2 separate regions of the Homo sapiens genome follow, and region 1 is linked to region 2. A link is a contact called in ENCODE Hi-C or POLR2A ChIA-PET data. All regions are on one chromosome and are shown on one strand. Each heading gives the region's core, a stretch centred on a gene start or an enhancer-like site at or near the end of the contact. The rest is flanking DNA. Distances are from core to core; before and after follow the strand shown. Region 1 holds the start of BCAT1-AS1 (BCAT1 antisense RNA 1). Region 2 has its middle 68 kb from the start of KRAS.

Region 1 (7,085 bases), core at 2,252-4,751, 500 kb before region 2:
TACAATGTCTGAGAGTTGACCTTCCAAGGAAAAATGTTTTCTGTCAAGATTTGACTTTCCTTAGATAAACCACAAAGGATACAATTTTAACTCACAGCTCCTAAACAAGGAAAATATCACCCATAGTAGCTCTCCCTGCATCCTAACCACTTGCTCATCAAATCTCCATTCAAAGAAAAGAGCACCTGCAAAAACAGAGTATAAAAATCAGAGTATGCCTCTTTGTTTTCTACCAAAAAAAAAAAAAAAAGATTTATTTCTGCAATTAACACTTGACATAAAACATTTGTCATTTCCATTTGGTTGGTATGATATCATGACCTCTCTCTAGAGCAGTGGTCCCCAACATTTTTGGCACCAGGGACCAGTTTTGTGGAAGACAATTTTTCCACAGACTGCAGGGTGAAGGGTGGTTTCAGGATGAAACTGTTACACCTCAGGTCATCAAGCATTAGATTCTCATAAGGAGCGCATAGCCTAGATCCCTTGCATGCAGAGTTCACAATAGGATTTGTGCTCCTATGAGAATCTAATGCTGCCACTGAGCTGACAAGAGGTGGAGTTCAGGTGGTAATTCGAGTGATGGGAAGTAGCCATAAATACAGATGAAGCTCCTCAATGGCCCACCACTCACCTCTTCCTGCTGTGTGGCCCATGGCCTGGGGGTTGGGGTCCCCTGCTCTAGGGATATATCTTCAATTCCAAGATAATTCTAATACAATCAATATGAAGTGATTTCCTAAACTAACTATGCTTCAGAGTATCTCTAATGACTTAGTAGCTCATGGAAAATAAAGACAATATAAGGTAAATCTATACACTGTCAGAATCAATCACAAATTCTAATAAAGAGGTTTCATAATATAGAAACAAAGAAGGTACACTTCTATAGAAGCAAAATGTTCACTGATTCATTATAAAACCATTTACTGAGTACCTACTATATGTCAGCCATGGGGGATACAAAGATCTATAAGGCACAAGACCCTCAGTCTTGTAGTCGCCTGACAGCCAGCCAGCTACAACATAATGTGGAAAGGACAATGGTGGGAAATGCACTCAGGTCTTCCTAATGCACAGAGTATGCTCAGGCTGTGACATCAGGAAGAAAACAGATATTTACCTTAACACGGACTTGGAGGACCTTCAAAAAACAGTGATGGGAGGAAATCCAGTTTTAAAAGTCTTGATTTAAAAAAAAGAAAACACTTTCTGTGGATAAAGATAGGCTGCAGGAAATGTAACCTATGAAATTTTCTCAAATTAGCTTTCAAACACACACAAAAAATTGCATTTGTTTGAGGAGCAGAATGTAACTTATATTAAAGAATAAACTACTATTTAGTATCTGAGTGAAGTACAAAAGGAGGCACTAAAATCATTGAGGAAAATCCCATGTTATATGGCTTACATTAATGTTTTTCTAGGTAAGGTAAGGTAAGTTACTACTACCAAGTTATGAAACACCATTTGATGATTGCAATTCATTTTCTCTGGCATGAAGAAACAATCACTCTTGTAACACATTGATACTACAAACTACATTATGCACAGGTAGCCAAAGAAATCTATCACAATTCAAATGCAACAGTCTGTCCCAGTAGCATACAGTTGGTATCCTCTATTTTCCATTGTATCCTCTATTTTCCATTCAGGATAGCACAATTGTCCAGTCGCTCTCTTCTCTTCCATACTGCAACAAAAGCAAGAAAACGTGTTTCAGTACAGAAGCTAACAGGGCAGAAATAGCTTACAAACAAACTTAATACCGCCAAGGTTACACAAAAGGTTCGCTTCTGCTTTGAACAACATTTTCACATTAAACATGTTCACATTAAAAACTGGATTAGAGAGAAAGAGAGGAAAAGAGGGACACCATATAAAACATAAGATAAAAGCATACATAGGGAGTTTTTTAAAAACCAAATACCTGAAAAGAATTACAAATTTTACAATTATTGCTGAACTCAAATTCATAGCTGGTATAGGTCCTTTATCTATTTAGGTACATGCCTTTTCATTATCATTTCTCATTGAGTTAACTTGCTTAATGACTGTGACTTTTACTGTGAAAAAGTGATCCTCAAAGTGTATTCTCAGACCACTAGCATCAGCATCACCAGACAACAAGTTAAAAATGCAAATTCCCAGACCTCATCTCAGACTGAATCAGAATCTGGGGATGGGTTCCAGCAACCTGTGATTCAGCAAGCATCAAATGATTCCGACATGCACTAAAGAGTGTTTTATGCTCATAAACAAAAATATGAAGTTGACAAGTCCCATGGATTTTAACAGAGACTCTGTTCTCTAAATCAAAGTTGTTCATGCTGTGTTAGCATTTTTCTTATTTCTTCAAAAGTTATGTAACTGTATCATAGTCAGAATTTCATTCTTTGCATCAGCAAATACTTTGGTTTAAAAGCAAGCCTGAATTTTAATATTCAAAATGAAATTAAATGAAATAGAGATATTCCATACATCACAAATAGAAAGCTAGTTCTATATTCATTCATTCAATCAGTCAGTCATTCAACAAAAATGCCTGTGTTTATAATAAGTTCTCACTCTGTGAGCAATTAATGTAGGCCAATGTCATCATGCCAGGAGTTTTACAGGCTTATTACCTCATTTAATACCCACAGTAACTGTACATAGAAGGTACCATTATCAATCCATTTTATGAATGAGAAAACTGAATATTAGGGAGATTGAATAACTTGCTCAAGTTTGCAGTTAACAGATGGAAGAGCCCAGACCCTAACCAAGCTCTCTCTCACAGCAAATTCCATGTTCTTGACCACCACCAAGACTGCTCGCCATGTGTTCACCGAGCCTTGTGTATTGAGACTGACTTGGAACAGATCTTTCCAAGCCAGTGTATCAGGCCACTAAATCTGTCACTATGGGTTTGCCTAAATCACTCAGACTATGTCTATTTTCACACGAAATGGCTCTTCTAGTCCTAATTTAACTTTAGTTTAAATTAATATAAAACATCAGAATTTCTGAACTAGAAACAATGTTAATAACCATCTAAAAGGTAGGAGATGACTCAAATAAGTGGGGCTCTGGATTTTACTTCTTTACTTCAGAACAATCCTACTTTTATCCATTTTGTATATTGGGATTCCAGGAGTGATCTCTTTTGAAGAAAGTTCTGCTGCATAAAAATCAAGTGTAAGGAGCAATGAATTTTAATCCAAGCTTCTCATCTTACATATAAGGACACTAAGGCTCTAGGTCACCCTTAATTTTGACAAGCCCAGTTCTCTGCCTCTGTCTGATGTTCTTTCTCCTATATCACAATGTACATGTGCTGTGTTTGTCTTAAAGACCTCAGAGAGCAGAATCTATCCAAGTGGTAAAAATACTGGCAGCCAAGAATGGGTCTACCTACCACCTGGTAGTTTACATGCAAAGGGGAATAAAGGAAGCCAAATGACTGTAAGTTTCTTGCATAATCCACACCAGAAAGCATTGCCTACAGACTGTAACTGCCCGCTATTGACTCTGTTGCTTCATGATGAATGCTGGATGAAACATCTTCAAATTCTACCTGATTTATGTATGATGTCAACATGACTTAAGGTAAGGGCAAAATATGTGTTTTATTTTCCTTACTTGGATTCCCATTAATATATTAAACACTTTCACCATTAATAACAGTTCATTGGCATTTTAGCAGATCTACAGAACTGTGATTCATGACTACTGTCACTTCATCTTGAATTTCATCAGTTAAAGTAAATTTGCTTTCAATTAGTTGTTTTAGTTTTATAAATGATCAAAAATCAATTTTGATTACAATGACAGTCGTAGGCCACATATCACTCTGCGAACCTGCATAATATGCACTAAGCTTTACTCTTCTCATTCTGTAATTTATGCTTTTATGTAAAATCATAGCATTCTGAGAAGTGCCCAAGAAATGTGATATTACAGGTAATTCATAATGTCTAGAAGTAGGCATTTAGTAATCAGATTTTCCATTTGGCTGATGGATAATGCAATTTAATTTTTCAAGGGAAAATAATTCTAAGTAGAGATGGCAGATTTAAGCAGAAATAGAAATTATATTATTTCCTTAAGAGTAAGTAAGTATACATAGAGGGAGGGAAAAGAGAAAACATGTCTTCATGGACTAGGATGTCATTATACTCTTGTCATTATACTCTTGTCATTGTCATTACAAAACAACAGTGCAGGCTCACACCTTCAATGTTTGGTAGGGCGGCTGTAAGTCACACTTACTTAGTTTTGTTCACTGGAATCAGAGATGGTGTCAAAGCAACGTGGCAAGTCAGGTCGAGCCTGCGGGATGGTATTTTGAGCCCATGTGGAAGACTTAATGAAATGTGCAGAATTTTAATCTTTTGCAAATTCCAGCGAGAACACTAAACTAAAACACGACTAATGACAAGTTCATTACCTCACATTCGAGGTACATAAGGCAGATAATTTCATACGGCTTTGCTAAATGCCTTTAAATTCCTGGCAAAACAAAAGCACAACCTGCATGTCATGCAGTCACTCTACGCAACGCCAATAAAACTATAGTCAGTGCTGCCTACCAGGTAGCAATCTGTCATTCTTGCTCTAAACCCTATTGAAAGGCTGTGCAAAGCTTTGTAATCCTGTAACACGTGGAGGAGGATGTGCTGGAAACAGAAGGGGCTGGGAAGCTGGTCCAGGGACTGAGTCACACGAGGGCAGTCTGGAAACAAAGTTTGTATGCACACGGAGGACAGCTTAAGACATTGGTAGGGAAGGGGGTGGAGCCTTTAACTTCTTATGTAACTAAGTCATGGAGCTGCTCCATTGAAAACAAGAAAAATACAATAACCACTAATAGTCATTTGTCCTTGAAAACTGTAGCCACTAGTGAGAACATAGATTTTTTTAATTCTATCTGGTGACCTGCAATCAATACAGATCCTGCTCCTATCTCATTCAAGCTGCCCCTTTCCTATGCTTCAGATGTCCATCTCTGGATCTTTGCAGTCGCTGCTTCCCACTTTATGGAGCTTCAACAGCAGCAATGCTGATTATTCACACATGCTCCCCCTGATACTTAAAAGCCAGGCTCTAGCTTTTATGTGATTATTTGTTGACAGCAGTGTCAACATGTATCTCATTTTGAAAAAAATCTAAATCAAGATCTCTTAAGAAATAATTTGATATTATTCAAGACCTTCCTCCCATCTCTTCTCGGAATGTGTTAATATACAAGAGCAATACATGTTTTGCTCTTTAGTATTTGTTTGGTGTTTCACTTGCCCATTCACTCCTTCAAGAAACATTACTGCATACGCATTATACCCTAGGCTCTGTGCTGAACACTGGAGGTATAAAGAGAGTGAACGATTCAAACAGCCCCAGAGCAGAGAGAAGTGCATGACTAATTATAATGTAATTTAAAGGCCTTACGGGATCATCCCCAGCACTGTGAAACTGGAGGAAGAAGCAGCATTCAAGTGAGTGAATGTGTATTTGGACTGAGCAAAGGGAATATTCTTCAAGAGAGATTCAAAAGGCTTCTGAACGAGATGAGTCATAAAGGACAGCCAAGGCCTTATCCAGGTGAGCAATTTCTAGAAGGTGCAGCAAAACCTGGAGGCATCAGAGAGCAGAACACAACTGCAGAACAGAGGACCCCAAGTGGCAGAGGCAAAGGTGAGTATGATGGTGAGTAACTGGAACAGTAAGGAATTTAACAGTAGAGAAAAGAAACACGTCGACAACACGGCCAATGCTCTCCAAGTTTAAGTTTGGTTAAATATAAACACAGACGTGCTTTTCTTTGTTGCTTTAAAAGAAGAAAAAGGAAAAACGAAACTGTCATTTGAAAAATTCTTCTCTTAGGAGGTATTTATAGAGCAATCTAAGACCCAGGGAGTTATGTGGACAATTAGCTAAATGGGATGAATACTTAACCTCAGAGATTATTACTCATATGCAGAAGTACAGAAGTTGAAAAGTCAAATCTGTGGTTATGAGGGAATTTTTCCCCTGAGCCATACTGGCAAGAATCTTGAAGGTTTTTTCGGTGGCTGTTGTTGGCCTCTTCTTCAATTTATCAGAGCACTTTGTAGAAAACATCCATGCTCCCATGTCATGCCAAAAGTAATGAAATGTAAAACATGATGCAATTCTATGCTTTTTCCTTAATAATTACTGAAATTTATTTTTCTTGGAGAAACAGACAATCTAGGAGCTTAGCTGACAGCCTCAATTTGCCATCTTGTAAGAGTAATTTTGAGACTTTAAGTTCCATGCACATAGGCATGAGATAACTGAGACGTGCTCTTCAATTCTGAAGGGATGGTCCTTTGTTACTAAACAATTTGTAGCACATTTGGTAGTTCTGGTTTGTGGTTAGTTCAGAACCACTGTTTCCACCTGTCCTGTGATTGCATGCCTTTGTTTCTTTGTTTAGTATGAGGTTCTGAATATATCATTTAGTTTTTTGTGTTAACTACCATTATACTTTACTACCAACGGTGAAAAAAGAAATTATTCATTTCTTATTGGCCATAAGCACTAATTTATAGAGGGAGTATATAAAGTTAGGGAGAAAAGGTTTTTTCCCCGTCTCCCATCCTCTGCTTAAACTATATATTTTACTTTTAAACTTTTTTACATGGTCTCACATTTACACTGAATATTTGTTTTGACTTTTTTTTTTTTTTCATTTGTTTTGACTTCTTTTTTTTTCAGATGGGGTCTCACTCTGTTGCCCAGGCTGGAGTGCAGTGGTGCTATCATGGCTGACTGCAGCCTCAACCTCCCTAGGCTTAAGGCATCTTCCCACCTCAACCTGTAGCTGGGACTACAGACATGTGACACCATGCCCGATTAATTTGTTTGTTTGTTTGTTTGTTTGTTTGCATTTTTTTGTAGAGACAGGGATTTGCCATGTTACCAGGCTGATCTCAAACTCCTGGGCTCAAGCAATTCTCACGTCTCAGTCTCCCAAAGTGTTGGGATTACAGGCGTAAGCCACCATGCCTGGCCACCTTCTTCATTTTTTTGCCCCCTTTTTCTTGAGTAAACCACCAGTACCTAGAATAGCCCCTGCATAT
Region 2 (7,097 bases), core at 3,834-6,333:
ATACCATGAAATATTTCTCAGCCATAAAAAGGAACAAAATAATAGCATTTGCAGCAATCTGGATTGAATTGGTGACCATTATTCTGAGTGAATTAACTGAGGAATGGAAAGCCAAACATCATATGTTCTCACTCATAAGGGGGAGCTAAGCTATGAAGGCACAAAAGCATAAGAATGATACAAGTTTTTGGCCAGGCACAGTGGCTCAGGCCTGCAATCTCAGCACTTTGGGAAGCCGCGGTGGGAGGATCACTTGAGGTCAGGAGTTCGAGACGAGGCTGCCCAACATGGCAAAACCCTGTCTCTATTAAAAATACAAAAATTACCCAGCATGGTTGAGCAGGCCTGTAATCCCAGCTACTGAGGAGGCTGAGGCAAGAGAATTGCTCGAACCCAGAGGCAGAGGTTGCAGTGAGCCGAGATCATGACTGGGCGACAGAGAGAGGCTCTGTCTCAAAAAAAAAAAAATGATACAGAAGTTTCAGTGACTAGAGATTGCACCATTGCACTCCAGCCTGGGTGACAGAGCAAGAGCTTGTCTCAATAAAAAACAAAAAAACAAACAAACAAAACAAAAAAGAATGATACAATGGGCTTTGGGGACTCATGGCAAAGGGTGGAAAGGGAGTTAGGAATAAAAGATCACTTTGGGTATGGTGTATACTGCTTGCATGATGGGTGTATCAAAGTCTCAGAAATCACCACCAAAGAACTTATTCATGTAACCAAATACCACCTGTTCCCCCAAAACCTATTGAAACAAACAAACAAAAAGTGATTCCAAGTTAATTTCCACTCACAGATTTAACTCTGGCTGTATCTCCCTGGTTTGCGCTAAGTATACAAATGGCATCTAGAACTTGCAAAAGGGTTTGAAGGTTCCAGAGGACAAGCCCCAATCAAAGGATCCCCCTTGCTGTGAAAAGTATCTCTCATAATGTATTTTCCTCTGCAAAATACCTGTCATCTGAATCTGTAGTTCACATACTTTGTGTCAGTATTCTCTGCACCCGAGATGGCAAGAGGCTTTCCTGCCTGGAGTGCTATACCGTGAGGAGTGATAGATGGCATTCATGATGAGTAACAAAGAATCTCTACGATTGGACAGAAATTCCTGCAGCTGAGTCTGAATGGCCTTGTGTAGCCCAAGTGTCACGAATAGATTGTGCTCACCCTAAAAGCATTGTCTAGTTGGTGGGTTCTGGTATCGCCTCAGGTTCTTTGATCATTAGCCCATCTGGAACAAAGGCGCAAGATACCCAATCCCAGGGAGTTTTAGAAGAAAAAGCCCTTTTGGAAAATATTTTTTATGGCTTGGGTGTAGTGGCTCATGCCTGTAATCCCAGCACTTTGGGAGGCCAAGGTGGGCGGATCACGAGGTGAGGAGATCGAGACCATCCTGGCTAACATGGTGAAACCCTATCTCTACTAAAAATACAAAAAAAATTAGCCTGGCGTGGTGGCGGGCGCCTGTAGTCCCAGCTACTGGGTAGGCTGAGGCAGAAGAATGGCGTGAACCCGGGAGGCGGAGCTTACAGTGAGCTGAGATTGCGCTACTGCACTCCAGCCTGGGCAACAGAGTGAGACTCCATCTCAAAAAAAAAAAAAATTCTTTTTCTATATATCTGTGTGTTTAAAGAGTGCGAGAGGGTGTGCGTGTGTGTGTGTGTGTGTATGTGTGTGTGTGTCTAAAGTCTATTCATTCCCTAATCAAGACCTTGGAAGGTAAACTCAAGTAGTTCTTTTGTTTGACAAGGTCAACCAGAAGAAAGAGGAAAAACTGAAATTTTCTTATTAACACCTTCTCTTTTGGTAAACTTGCATTTTAAATGGAAAAGTTTTATATCACATGGCTAAGCTAAAAAGTTAAAAGAATTTATGAAGTTGCTACAAATATCCAAAAATATACACTATGAAAAGAAGCTCAAGAGGACAATAGTTTCTCTAAAAGCAAGGGGGGAAAAAAAAAAGCTCCTGACATGACTTTATAAAACACCACAACAAATATTTTAGGCATTCATGAGAACTAGTTCTGGAAGCCTGTGCAAAGAAAAGACATATTCTTTTCCAGCACCCACATAGTCGTAACTACCCTCCCGACAGTCTTCAGAGTTCACATAATTGGCCCCTAGATTTTCAAATGCTTTAGCCAAGTCCCTGGAGTAAAATATTTGCCATTTAAATGTGCGTTGCTTCCTTCAGTCATGTCAGTTTTCAAATGTCTTACTTCCTTCTTTGTCTAATATTTAATCTTGTTGCTCTATATGATCTATTTTTTTTCTCCTTTTAGAATGAACATATAGTTTCAGGGCAAAGAAGCGTTTCCAGGATTTAGAACATGTTATATTACTCAATTTGGGTTTAGTTTGTTGATAAATTTAAAATCTTCATGCTGATATATATGAAGTACAAGAAGGAAAATGTCTTTCTACACCTTGAAGATGAGAAGGAATTATTTTGGTATATCAAGTCTCCCTTCAGGTAACCAGCTAACATACATTTATTTATTTAGTTGGCCCAGGCTGGAGTGCAGCGGTATGATTACAGCTTACTGCAGCTTCAACCTCCCAGGCTCAAGCAATCATCCCACCTCAGCCTCCTGAGTTGCTAGGACTACAGGCACGTGCTACCACACCCAGATAATTTTTTATTTTTCAGTTTTTTGTAGAGACGTTGTCTCATTATGTTGCCAAGACTGACCTCAAACTCCTGGGCTCAAGTGATCCTCCCGCCTTGGCCTCCCAAAGTGCTGAGATTATAGGTATGAGACACTTTGCACAGCCCAGCTAATATTTAAAGTATTACGAATATTTCAATCAGACAATTTTTAAATCCCATACATATTTGCTAAATACCTATGTTGTACATTGCACAGGTAATAGAGGCTATGAAGATTAATAAGGCAGAATCCCTGTCCTGAAGAATTTACAGCCTCATGAACAAAGTAGGCATACGAGTCTAATTTCCTATTCTGCTGTGATAATTGAGTAGTATTGGATTATTGCTAAGCTGGCATGCTCCCATCCCCAAATCAACATTGTTTCATGGTATAAGAAAACCTCTCTGTTAAGTTATTGTGATTTCATTTTGCACATTAATTTAGATAAAGAAACAGAATTTCATAAAGATTATATTACATAAAGAAACAGAATTTCATAAAGATGATATTACATTCCTTTAAAACCATACAGCTAGTAAGAGTTAGAACCAAGACTCAATCTCAAATATTTGTTTAGTTACAACATATATCCATGTTATTTGTCTCTATATTAATATAAGCATTTTTATGTACAGGAAGGCACTGTAATGCAGGGGTTTATAATTCACTAACTATACTTTCTAAATTTTTAAATGTCTTTTCTTGAGAAAAAGAAATGACTTCATAAAGTAATTACACAAAGTTACCTAGTTGTTCTCCAGCTCCACTGAAGAGACAAGAAAGAAAGGTTGGAAAGTTTCGGTTAGAAATAAGACTTGAGGCCAGGTGCGGTGGCTCATGCCCGTAATCCCAGCACTTTGGGAGGTAGAGGTGGGCAGATCACCTGAGGTCAGAAGTTTGAGATCAGCCTGGCTAACATGGTGAAACCCATTTCTACTAAGAATACAAAAAAATTAGCTGGGCGCGGTGGCGCTCGCCAGTAATCCCAGGTACTCGGGAGACTGAGGCAGGAGAATCACTTGAACCCAGGAGGCAGAGGTTGCAGTGAGCCGAGATCACGCCATCGCACTCCAGCTTGGGCAACAAGAGCGAAATTCCATCTCAAAAAAAAAAGAAAGAAAGAAAGAAAGAAGACTTGGGCTATTAAACACTAAACTGGCTATTGGTGGTGGTTGTGCAATCTCTAAACGTATCTTAAAAACAAGACAAACTAATCTGCTCAGGGAAATTTTTTTTTTAAAGAACAGTGGAGTTTTATTGTATCATTGCCATTAATTTATTTTAATTACTATAAAGCATGTGTTAATATAGTCTCTGCTGATACTGAAATTTGTCTTTACTTCATCAAAAGTTGTCCCTAACCGTTAAAAAAGTGTTCAGGTTATAAATGGACAAGAAGCAACCAAGCTGACTTATTTCTTATTTTCTTAGTAGGTCAGTGTTGGGGACAGATTCTGGTTTAGGACTGATGAAACCACATCAATTCCTTTTTTATACCACTTCAAGGACTACACAAAAGAAAAGGTTTAGCTACATCTGACTTCTTCATGACACTGCAAATAAAGCAAGCCAGTACCTATTCCCTCTATGTCTTTATGAACTAATGCTACATACAAAATTCAAGACACAACTGTAATGATTTTTACTTAGGGAAAATTTTAAACATACTTTCTGCCTGAAGGGCAAAGACTAGGTCCAGTAATTTCAAAACCCCTATAATTATATGATTTAGGAGAAAATGCAGTGAAAACCTCTTTTTTTATCCCAAGTGGAAGAAAACATTGAATGTCTAGGTTGGTGGTCAATAGTGTACAGAATGAACTTTACTTTGTGTAAGCTTTTAAAATAGAGACATTTATCTCAAACTTTTTTTGTTGTTTGCTAAATTCTAGAGTTAGAGACTTGTGATCAATAGCCCAGACACTTCTCCATTGTACCAGCCAACTTTCCCCCTGAGGAAAACAACTTTAAACTTCAGAGACAAAAACGAGAAGTGCTCAGATGTGAAAGTTTCACTAGCATTTCTTATCATCAGACATGCATTCATCTAGCATGTATAGCAAACCTACTATATTTAGACACTATGCAGGATACCAGAAGGAATACAGAGGAGACGGCATAGCACTTGTAATTGAGCCAAGCACAGCAGTTTTATTGGGATAGGTTTGATTCACCAAATGGCAAAGAATCTGTGTGATGAATTTGCAGTTCTAATTAAAATTCCCCAGAGTCGGTTCTTTAAGTCTCAGCCCTAATTCATTTCCAGAAAGCCCTGTGGTTTTAAGGTGATTTATATTGCTTCTGCAAAGACTGTGGAGAAAGCTCTTGGCAATCACATGTCTTGTACAAATACAATTTACAGATCAAATCAGAGAAAAAGTACCGTAGCAACTCTGGGGGAAGAAACCATGAAATGTCCCAAACCCCATACCGTTCCTAACACACATAGGCACCTGATGTGTATTGACTAAATAAGAGTGCTATGTCAGATACTAGGAGGCCACAAAGGTTAGGAATGCATAATTCCTCCTCCCAGGAAGCTCTCACCTCATGGGGACAGGGTGAGACAGATGACTGTTAACCAGACAGACTTGCTTGTGTCAGATCCCTTAGCTCTCCCAACTTGGCCATCACAGAGGTCATGGGTACTGTGTTTAAAGGTGTCATGAGCCCCTGAACTTGGGCTCAGGAAATTCCCATCTGCTCATCTTGCAACTGTCAACCTTGAACTTCCTCACACATCAATGCATCTCATTCCTGACCTTTTTGGTCCTAATCGTTGGTGTCTAGCTTCACGGAGACTGGCAACCTCAGTTAAAACTACTTACGTTGGTGCTGCTCCGGACAAACTTTTAGGAAAGTCAGCATAGTGATAAGTGAAGCACAGACTCTTGACGATTTCAACTATCTGCGCTATATGTATTTGAAGCTTGGCTGTGCTATTTATAATGATTTTGGAAACCTGGCATAACTTTTTGTGTATGCTTCAGTTTCTTAATCTTCTGAATTACGATCCTAATAGTGCTTAACTCATAAGGTTGTTATAAGGATTAAATGAGTTAATATCTCCAAAGCACTTAGAAATGTTTCTGGCACATAGTTTTTATGTCAAGTAAAGGCTATTTCCTGTGGTTTCCTCTTGGTACCATTTTAATAAATGCAGACAATTGGCCCCATGGCCACATGGCCTAACCAGACACCACCAGTTGGCAAAGAGCATGAGTGATCAAAAGTAAGGAGCTAGGAAAGTAAAGAATGTCGAATTAAGGGTCCAGTCTGGCTAAAGCACTGGGCTCAGGGGACTGCATATGCAGCCGTGATTTTAAAAGGTTGACAAGGAACAGGTTGTGGAGAAACTTAAATACTAAGATGGGGAGCTTGTCATCTATTCTGTAAGCCATGTAGCATTGCAAGATAATAGTGCTCTAGAAGGAGTTCTAGCAGTAGTAACGAGGATGGACAGGAGGCTGGGAGATAAGCAAGAAAATATTTTTAGAAAAGTTGCAATCATCAGGCAAGTGGTAATGAGACGCAAAACTAAGGTGGTGACAATGTCAGTAATATCAAAAGAGAAAATGTTACAATAAAAGAGACTATTTGTAAGCAAAACTAAAAATGTATAAAAATTATTTGCCTGGCTGTGATACGTCAGGCACATAGAAGGTGCTTTGTGAACATTGTTTCATTTAACTGGTGCAATACCTGGGCTGAGTAAATATGGGTACCTGATTAATTCAGATGAAGAAACTCAGGGAGATCACGCAATTAACCTGAGGTCACAGTTCTGGAAAGTGGCACAACAGGGATTCAACCCAAGTCAGTCTGGTTTCAAAGTTTCATCTTTTTTTTCACCGTTTAAATTCATGTAGGGTATGAGAGAAAGGGAGAGGCTGAATGTGCTCCCAAATGCTCTTGGAGGCTGAAAATGTATTAGTTTAGATGAGAACATTTCAAAGATGAGATGCTTCATTTGGCTTTGAAATTTAAAATTTTAATTGTTTTGGAGATATGGCAGTTTAGCAGGCAACTGGAAATTCAGATGCTGAATTAGGAGAGAAGTCAGGACTGGAAACACGTATTTTGGAGTCATTTGCAGAAAGTTGAAAAAGTTGAGTAAATAAGCTTTCCAAAAAAGATCACCAAAGAGAGTAAGATAAAAAGAGGGTCAAGAAAGACTCTTTGTAGTATTTCATTTAATGAGTAGAAGTGAAGGAAAATCTGTGAGGTACAGTGAGGTTAAAGGTTCAGAGAGGGGAGTCTAAGACTTCAAGGAAGAGAATTCAACAGGAAGTAGGTGTCAGCAGTGTCAGATGCTGCCGAGATCAGAGAGGGTAAGAATAGAGAAAAGTCCAATGAATTTGTGTTTAGGGAGGCCACTGGGGACATTTAGGAGAACCATTTTTGTAGAGTGGGAGACCTAGATTTAAAGTGACCATTT

The links. Hi-C counts contacts between places; a loop is a spot of excess contacts on that map. ChIA-PET counts read pairs that join two places held with the same protein, here RNA polymerase II (POLR2A). Pooled maps may share reads with other maps.
Region 1: a pooled map shows a loop between it and region 2 (18-fold over the local background). The contact joins the promoter of BCAT1-AS1 here to the enhancer-like site in region 2. A Hi-C loop is called at or near these places in 4 of 37 single-sample maps with no recorded cell type and 11 of 50 pooled maps. POLR2A ChIA-PET finds 5 or more read pairs at or near these places in 1 of 52 experiments (activated T-cell).

Annotation. Positions count from the first base shown.
Region 1 is chr12:24,816,357-24,823,441 of GRCh38, forward strand. BCAT1-AS1 (BCAT1 antisense RNA 1) reads left to right here and starts at 3,502. Exons shown (of 4, transcript XR_007063245.1): 1 at 3,502-3,591; 2 at 5,424-5,583. BCAT1 (branched chain amino acid transaminase 1) reads right to left here. Exons shown (of 11, transcript NM_005504.7): 11 at 1-1,693. The coding sequence ends at 1,652. RefSeq lists enhancers at 5,644-5,843, 6,234-6,283.
Region 2 is chr12:25,315,593-25,322,689 of GRCh38, forward strand. No RefSeq gene overlaps it. Among named protein-coding and RNA genes, the nearest start is that of KRAS, 68 kb to the left of the region's middle. Within about 2 kb of position 5,084, at least 2 of the 41 ENCODE cell types and tissues checked have a DNase peak (open chromatin) inside an H3K27ac peak, as active enhancers do.